2 separate regions of the Mus musculus genome follow, and region 2 is linked to region 1. A link is a contact called in ENCODE Hi-C or POLR2A ChIA-PET data. All regions are on one chromosome and are shown on one strand. The core of a region is the stretch at or near the end of the contact, and the rest is flanking DNA. Distances in the headings are between cores, read along the strand shown.

Region 1 (4,504 bases), core at 586-3,085:
GGAAGGGCTGAATCCCTGGCCAATCAGAGCCCTGGGAACTAAGGGAAGGCAGACCTTTTAGAGACCACCTGGCTGCCTCTCCGTAGGCTAGCTCATCTAGTGTTTGAACACCTCGGAAGGACTGAGTGTCTAGAGCTCAGGGAGCACGTATATGTGTGCCTGGAGAAGGGATGAGGCCTTCAGTTCCCCCTTAGAGGCGCTAACACTCAGCCAAAAGCCTCTAGCTTATGACAACAGGACCAGGTCCACACAAGGTCCTCGCAGACCCATGGGGTGACAACGAGTCCCCCGATCGCGACAAGAATCCCCTAGCTCTCCCTCTTGGAGACCCCCAGCACGGGAAGAACCACAAAAAGCAAGGAAGGGAGCTACGCTCTACAAATAGGAAGGGAACGCTGATTGGCTAAAGCTCGCGCCGCGACAGCCAATCACAAAGCCACGCTGCCCCCTCCCTTAGCAACGTGGCCTCGGCGTTCCAAAATAGAACGTGCCCGGGACGTCAGGGGCGGGGCGGGCGGAGGGGGCGCTGCGCGCTGTGCGTGCCCCGCGTCAGACGGAGGATTCCAGCGCGTCAGCCTTTACGCACGGGTCCCCCGTTACGTCTCCGCGCAGGAGGCGGAGGCAGCGTGACCGGGGTTCGAGGCCCTAACTCTTGCTGGGTGGAGGGTGACTGCGGACTTGCAGTCCGCGTTTTGAAGGAAGAGGGAAGAGGAGGAGGCTCCTGGAAGCTTCTCTGGAATTTTTTGTTTCTTTTTCTTCCCCTACTTGCCTAGCTTCGGCTTAGGGAGCCGGCTTTCGGCTAAAAGTTCTCAGCTTCTGCTAACCACCGGGTATATACTTTGCACCGGGCATCGCCAACGTTTGCCCAGCTGCATTCCTTTCCCGCGCTCCGCGCAAATAACCTTTTGCAAACATCACTCCATTCTTTGCAGTTTGCAAACAACAAAAAACCAAAGTGCAAACCGAACTATTGCAATCCCAGATCCTGGGTTTTGGCGCGTCTCTATTTGAGAGGATGCTCAATCTACACTTTAGCCTGAAAGAAACACCCCCCCCCCCAACCACTAAAGTAGAATCTTTACGATCTAAAACTTACCTGGGAGGCGGCGGCGGTGGGTGGACTGCCGAAGGAGTCCACCGAAGACAGGTACTGAGACTCGGCGGAGGGTGATGAGCTACACCGGGAGCCGGAGTCGTAGTCTCCGGGAAAAGCTTGAAACATTTCCCTGGGCACAGGGGGGCCCCTGTGACCACGCTGAGGTCGCCGGGAAGCCAAGGCTATGGCCGAGTGGAATGAGATGCGAGTCCGGAGTAGACCGGACACGTCTCCAAAGTGCGCTGCTCGGGGAAGCTTAGTCTCCGGTTCGGAGAACTGCCCAAGTTTCGATGCAAGTTCCCTCTGCAAGATCCCAGATCCCCTTCAGACCGCCGCTGTACCTCCTGAAAGTCCAGGCTCTGTCGGTTTCACGGGGGGCGACGCGGGGATCGCTCCCCGCCCAGAAACCCGCCGGGCAGTGCCGCGGTGCAGCGTGCGCTTCAGATGCAGTTCCAATCCTGTCGAAGCGTCCCAAGAAATGAGGGAGAGCAGAGGGGCGCGATCCAGAAGCCCACAGAAAGAAAGTCTATCCTCCGGACGAATCGGAAGAACGATCTAGAAAGAGTCTTGCAAAAAGGAAACCCACAAAACTTTCTCTCCAGTTTAAAAATATATATAAATATATATATATAAATTTTTCACGGCCTCCAAGAAGAAGAAAAAGAAAGAGTCACCAGTAGTCAAGTCCAGCAAGCCCCGGCTCCGCGTGTCCCCGGCGTAGCCGCTCCAGTCTTATGAATGAAACCGGGAGCTGCCGGGCTGAATTTATGCCTCCGGGACCCGCCCCCGCGCTTGCGTCACCCGCAACTCCATGCACAAACCTCCCAAACTCTCCCTTCCCGCCGACTGAGCTCCTTGTGGCGCCCTCCAGGGCCTCGTGCACCTGCCACCTGCCCATAGTGTGACCCTGGGGGTCTCGGGGGTCCCCAAGGCTGCGTTCTGAGGGGCTTCGCGGGAGGGGATCCCGCCCCGCCCTCCCCGGAGTTCCTGTGACGCAATTAGCCATATAAGGAGCTCGGCCAGCGCGGCCCAGTGTTTGTTTGGTATCCTAGCAATTACGTCAGAGGGAATCCCTCGCTCCTGCGCGCGCCCGCTGTTGCGCTGTGCGGAACCCGCCCGCGCCTGCGCAGTTCCACGCTGTCCCGGAGGCTGAGATTGACAGGCGCCTAAACTCCCTCAGAAGGCCCCTGCTGACCCGGGTTGGAGAAGGTGCAACTCCAGATCCCAGGTCTGCTTATACCCCTGGGACCCCACCCTCCCCAAACCGGTGCAGCGCCCCTGCTGGTGAAAAAGAGCAAGGTCCCCAGTGCAGATTCTGGCGAGAGGGGTATAATCAGTCTAGGTGGGGAAACTGAGGCTCAGGAGGAATTGGAGAGTCTGTGATATCTCCAGGTGTAGGGATGGGTAAGGATGCAGTCCCCTCCCCACTAGCTTTGTCACGGATTCTGTGTGACTCGGTGAGCTTGGAAAATGTGCTCCCTCCCTGATCTAAAACTTCAGTACTCATAGCTAAGCAAAGGATAGGTGGCTTTTCCGGGTCCCTGAATCTGGGGGACCTGCAGAATTGGAGCAGGTAGGAACCCACACCCGGTGAGTTCTTCAGGCTTGATGGTGTTGGAAGCCTCTCCTTCCCACTTAGCTCAGGAGACAGAAAAGAAAGTGTGTATACAATAATAATTGAACAATAATAATTGGTGGTGTCTGGTGGTGGTGGCAGCTGCGGCAGCAGCACACATCTTTAATCCCAGCAGAAGCAGGGAGATCTCTGTGAGTTCGAAACCAGCTTGTTCTACAGAGTGAGTTCCAGGACAGCCAGGGCTACACAGAGAAACCCTGTCTCGAAAAATAAATAAATAAAATACTAGTGCATTAATATAATCGGTGGCATGTGTTTAGCAATCAGCAGGTATCAGCCCCAGCAAGATGGTTCACAGGTAAAGGAGCTTGCTACACATACCTGACAACCTGAGTCCCATCCCTGGGACTCACGGTGGAAGAAGAAAAATGACTCCTAAAAATTGTTCTCTGATCTCCACATGCATGCAAAGACAGAAAACAACCAGTACTCATATGTAGTAATAATAATAATAATAATAATAATATCAATATTAATGATTTAAACAAAAGGGGATGTGAGGGCGGGAATGTAGCTTAAAGTGGAATGAATGTCTAGCATGTGTGAAGTCCTGGGTTCTATCCACATCCAGAAGGAAAGAATATATATACACGTATTGTGAACATCCCCTCCCCCTATTGTGAACATCCCCTCCTCTTTCTACCCTTTGCCCTCCTCCTTTCTCTGTCTGTTTTTGAGATGGGGTCTCATTATGTACCACCTTTGGCCTGGAATTCATTCTGTAGGCCAGGATGACCTCTACCTCTTGAGTGTTGGAGTTAAAGGCACCTTCCACCATGCCAGGCATATCTGATCTTATGTCCTGCTTGTTTGTTTGTTTGTTTGTTTTTAAAACAAAGACTAGAATTTACTATGTACCCAAGGATGACAATGAACATCTTGCTCTCACCTCTATATTGTCGCCAGGCCTGGTTTATTACTGGGGATGTAATCCAGGGGCCTCCTGCATGCTAGGGGAGCCCTCTGCCAACGGCTGCTGCATCGCTGGCCAGGGTCCTGATTCTTAAGTACCCACTAAGAAGGATGCCACCAGCAACTGCAAAAAGCCTGGGAGACCCCAGGCCAAGCCTAGGGAAAGAAAACTTTTCCAGGGGAGATGCCACACACACATGTCCATTCACCCTAGACAGGGAGCCAGCTCAGAAGAGACCAAAGTCCAATTTGCTGAACCGATGAATTTTCTATTAGAGTTACTTACAGGAGTGTGCATGGGTGAGGGGTGACTTACGGGAGAAGTCACTCAAAGACAGCTGCGTCACCCAAGCCCGCCCCAGCATGAGTGACAGCTTACAAAGCTGGGAGCCTGGAGCACCCTGCAGAGCCTGAAGACTGCTCCACAGATTGGAGGGTGCTCTCTCCAGATGTCTTAGTTGGTCTAAACCTCTTGCAGGCAGCTTGGCTAGGTTCTGAGTCTTCCAAATAGCTGGTCTGTTGTCAGGATCTCCTTTGCAGCTTGGCATCTTTCCATCTTAGGAGTGGGGAGACTCTTAGCCATAATTTATTGCTTACTTTGGCAGGGAGGGGCTTAGTAAATGTGGTCAGTTTCAGGGACTTCCTATTGTGAGTCTTTTGCCTTCCTGTTTAAAGCACTTCTCTGCCAGATGGAATGTTTCAGTCTTGGAGGAAACTGTTCCATAACTCCTGGTCCAGCCCAAAATCTAAAGAAGAAAGCAAAGAGGCACTTTAATTGTTTATTTTTATTTTGTTTTGCTTTGTTTTTAGTATTACTTATTTTATATTATCTGTATGAGGGGTTTTGTTTTGTTAGGTCT
Region 2 (4,707 bases), core at 1,313-3,812, 35 kb after region 1:
CAGGAGGAAAGCTTGACCGGGATGCTAAGAGAGATCATTTGAACTCAAAGTGGGATCATTTGAACTCAAAGCCCCCGAGTGGGAGGACCTCGATCTGGATATGCAAGGCTCAGTGCAGAAATTGAACACAGAAAGCAAACTTGGGGATGCTGAAGAACTAGGAGGAACTTTTCCCGCCCTTGACTAATGCAAACGACTCAAAGTCACAGCCGTGGGCGGTCGGGACGCAGGTTGGCTGCGGTAGGGATGCTCGCCGCCTTCCCGCTGGGTCCTGAGCATCCCGCGTGGTCCTTCCCAACCCACCCGAGAATCCTATAATAGCGGGGCGCAGGCGACCCCTGGCGGTAGAGACGAGAGTTGCAGGTTCAAGACTTGGGATACCTTTGCCCTGTGGGAGAAACACATCTCACACACGGAGTTAGGATTCTACTTAGCTTGGTATCTCACACACGCTCGCTCTCTGACATTTCAGAGATTCAGAGACACGCGTCCTTGTATTTTATTTTTTAAATGGCATGTAATTCTGTTTTGTTTTATGTGTATGAGTGTTCTGTGTACTTGGTACCTTAGGAGGTCTGAAAAGGGCGTCAGATCCCCTGCAACTGGAGTCACAGATGGTTGTGAATGCTGTGAATCTAGTCCTCAGCAAGAGTAGTCAGTGTTCTTAACTTCTGAGCCATTTCTCCAGTCCCTGGTTCTTTTTTCATGGGGGAGGGGGTAGTGGGAGAGTCTTCCTATGTATCCCTGGCTGATATGGAAGTCACTGTATAGATCAGGCTGCCCTTGAACTCACATAGATCGCCTGCTTCTGCTTCTCCAGTGTTAGGGTTGACACCAATACATCCAGAGGTTTTGGTTTTTTTGTTTGTTTTGTTCAGGGTCTTGCTTTGTGGCACAGGCTGGGCTGGAAGTCACTAAGTAGGACATAAGCTAGTTTGGAACTTGCTCCAGTCCTCCTGCCTCAGCGTTCTCGGTGCTGGGTTTACATGCGTGCTGGTGGTTGCCACCACTCACTGCGGTCTTACTGCACCCTTTTAACCTCAGCAAATGATTCCAGGTAGAGAAACTAAGGCATTCAGTGGGAACTTGCCTCTGTCAGCGCTTCCTTCACAGAACACACGGTTCAGGCGCGCCCTCTAATGGCAAGGCTTATGCACGGCACTCTGATTCCTTGGCAGCTCAACCCCTTTCCTTCCTAGGATCAACGGTTACTTACTATTAAATTTGATAAATTAACTAGTTTTGAGTCAGGATCTTATTTTGTAGCTCTGGCTGACCTGGAAATCACTCTGTAGGTCATGCTGTCCTCGAACTCACCGAGATCCGCCTGTCTCTGCCTCGTGTGTTGGGATTAAATGTGTGAGCCATTTCGCCTGGCTACTATTAATAGTTCTGTTTTGTATCACACTTCCAAAGGCCTGGGGCCATGGCTCAATAGTAGTGTCTCTGCCTAGAATTCACAGCGTAGGCATGTGCTTGTACACACACACACACACACACACACACACACACACCTCACAACTAGGAAAACATTAAAAAAGATATAGAGGGATTACATATGATGACCTTTGGGCGTGCCCTCTCTCAATACACGAAGACCAAAAGAAAATGGAGAATACGTTGGTAAATGCATGCAAAATTTTAAATGGAGAATTTTTAAAAGTATGAACTCGAAGGAAAGATTTGCAGCCTAATGAAGTGACTAACAGCATCAGCCCTTAAGCATCACTCCAACAAATGGGCGGTAATCAAAAGATGCTCATCTCCTTTTCCTCCCCCTTTTTAATTTAAAAAACCGTTGAATTGCTCATTTCGAAAAAATGGGCAAAGGATATGAGCCAATCTTTGTTAAAAGGAATAGGCAAAGGAAATGAGCAAGAACAAAAAATATATAAGACCATTAAACTATTTCCTTAGCAATCACAGAACTACAAGTTGGAACGGGGTGAAACTGTCCTTCCAGGAAATGAGTCATACTAAGTCATTCATGGGGCCCAGGTCTCGGAACACAGGTGTCCCTTCCTTCAGGAAGCCCGTCCTCACACCCCAGCTGGGTCAGGTGCCCCCTAACACGGGCTCAATGTCCTCTGGGCTCTCCCTTCCCGACCCTGCCCGCTCTGGGTTGTCCCTGTCTGACTGTCCCACTGGACTTTAAGCCACAGCTGTCGGTATCAGTCCCTGCTTGGGATGCAAGTGGGGAATGGCTTAGAATGAGTGAGTCAATGTCTGTGGGCTGAGTCCACCCACGCTTACAGGGAGGGCGTCCTCTGAAATCTCACCTCCCTCCTCTCTCTCTCTCTCTCTCTCTCTCTGTCTCTCTCTCTCTTTGTCTCTGTCTCTCTCTCCTTTCCTCCTTTCCCTCCCCCACCTCCTTTGATCATCACTGAGCCGGATCTGGAGTCTGGGAAGCGCTCAAGAGGGCCTTGGAACACAACTACTTGAAGTCAAAGTCTCCCAGGTACCAAGATGCACAAGCTTCCATCCGCCCCAAACCACAGCGGTCCTCCAGGACCATAGAGAGCAGCGCGAATAGAGTTCCCCGCTCTAACTCCTCCGGGGAGCAGCGAGACGAGCGAAGGGCCAGAGCGGCCGGAAGTGAGTCTAGCAGGAGTTGTGCTGGCTGTGCTGGCGTTGTGTCGCCTCTGTTTCCCCCCGTGGTATTTCCTTCTAGGCATCGGGAAAGACCAGGTGAGTTTTGGCAGTGCTTAGACGCAGAGCTAGGACCGAGAGGGACAGGGTGGAGGTGGATGGAGGCCGGGGATTGATGATTGGCAGCGGAAGAAGCCAATCATTGCGGAGGCTGAGACTAGGCCGGGACTGGGCGAGGCGAAAGCATCCAGGTGTGCCCCTGGGGGCGGGGCCAATTGCCTCTGAGCGAGTGTCGTGCGGGAGTAATAGCAGGTAGGCGGGGCTATAAGACCCGTAGACCAATCCGGAGTGAGAAGGAGGAAAGGGGCGGGCCCACTGGTTGGTCCTCTGGAACCTAACGCTAGCGAACCGGGCAACCTTTTGTGGGATGGGGTGGGGATACCACTGTGAGCCAGAGTTTCCCTCTGGAATATGGAAATGCCTACGACGATGTCGCCACGCCTTTCAGGCCCCAGATGGACCCTGGGAAGGACGAGGAAAGTCGGCCACAGCCCTCAGGACCACCCACCAGGAGGAAGTTTGTTATCCCACTGGAGGAAGAAGAGGTGCCCTGTGCAGGGGTAAGAGCGAAGACTTGGGGGCTCTTGGGAGTTAAAAGGATCCCTGGGACTACGGTGTGAGTTTAGGCTTGGGTTGCTTTGGAAAAATAACCTGCCATGCTCTGCAATCCTCGGTTTGCCCGTTGGTAAAATGGCATGACAGGGTGGTTAAGGGAGAGGCTGGCAGCTGGGCAATGGCCAGTGATAGCTTTTGTTTGTTTAGTTTGGGTCTTCGATTGGGTCACATGTTTCCTGGGCTAGCCTTGAAATTGATGTGTAGCTAGGGTTGGCCTTAAATCCAGTTCCTCCCATCTCCACTTCCCAAGTGCTGAGGTTATAGCAATGGAACATCCTTTTGTTTTTTGTGTGGATGTTTTGCATGCCTGTATGTCTGTGCACTACATGCATGTAGACCTGCAGAGGCCAGAAGTCATTGGCTCCCCTAGACCTGGAATTGAATCCAGATCCTCTTGAAGAGCAGCCAGTGCTCTTAACTGAGAAGGCATCTCTCTGGCCTCTAAAACATGTCTTTGTGCTGTCTGTACACACATGGATGAGTGCTGTGAAGCTCCTGTGAAGGGCAAAAGATAACCCGTGGGACTTGATTTTATCCTTGTACTGTGTAGATCCTCAGGACTGAACTGAGTGAGGTCACGAAGCTGGCAAGTACCTTTACCCACTGAGCCATCTTGCCTGCCCCCCCTTCCTTCTTTCTTTTCTTTTCTTTCTTTTTTTCTTTCTTGAGCCTTGCTATGACCTAAAACTTGCAGCAATCCTCCTGTCTCCATCTCTCAAGTGATAGGAACTTCCAGGTGCATTTCACAACACTAAACTCAGCTATGGGTTTTGTATAAGCAGTATTCTGGGTTTTCAAGTTATGGATTTGGATCTGACCTTTTTCTGTTATTATTTTGCTTTGTTTTTACATTTCTTTATGTAGTGTGGGTTGGGGGTGTACTTGCCAGGGCATTTGTGTGGAGGTCAATTCTCTGCCTCCATCTGGTAACTTTCAGGCTTCAAGCTTAGGTGTCAGGCACCACTGTCCCCTGAGCCGTCTCCTTGGCTCTGGATTTGACATTTAAGAGTTGGAAACTGGCTGTTTGTCTGTCTATCTATCCATCTATCTAAGTTTTTTTGATTTCTCTGTGTAGCCCTGGCTGTTCTGGATCTCACAGAGCTCTGCCTCTCTCTGCTTCCCAAGTGCTAGGATCAAAGGTGTGCGGCCACCACCAAAGGCTAGAAATGGAAGTTTTTGTCCTCTAAGAAAAAGAAATTGGTGATCTAAAGAGATGGCTCAGCACTTAAATGCATTAGTTGCTCTTGCAGAGGACCCAGGTTCAGTTCCCTAACATCCATATGGTGGCTTACAACCGGCTGTAATTCCAGTTCCAGGGGATCCAGTGCCCTCTTTTGACCACTGAGGGCAACCAAGAATGTACATGGTGCATGTATATACATGCAGGCAAAACACTCAATACTAATAAAATAAGAATTTAAAAGGAAACATGGAAGCTGGTTA

Evidence for each region. Hi-C counts contacts between places; a loop is a spot of excess contacts on that map. ChIA-PET counts read pairs that join two places held with the same protein, here RNA polymerase II (POLR2A).
Region 2: a loop to region 1 is called in a map of CH12.LX, with 3 times the contacts of the local background. The contact joins the promoter of Ercc1 here to the promoter of Fosb in region 1. A Hi-C loop is called at or near these places in 32 of 37 maps with a recorded cell type or tissue (CH12.LX, CH12F3, Patski and 11 more). POLR2A ChIA-PET finds 5 or more read pairs at or near these places in 4 of 5 experiments (Patski and embryonic stem cell).

What each region holds. Positions count from the first base shown.
Region 1 is chr7:19,308,210-19,312,713 of GRCm38, forward strand. It overlaps Fosb (FBJ osteosarcoma oncogene B), which reads right to left and starts at 1,836. Exons shown (of 4, transcript NM_008036.2): 1 at 1,097-1,836. The coding sequence starts at 1,222.
Region 2 is chr7:19,342,509-19,347,215 of GRCm38, forward strand. It overlaps Ercc1 (excision repair cross-complementing rodent repair deficiency, complementation group 1), which reads left to right and starts at 2,563. Exons shown (of 10, transcript NM_007948.2): 1 at 2,563-2,688; 2 at 3,098-3,209. The coding sequence starts at 3,105.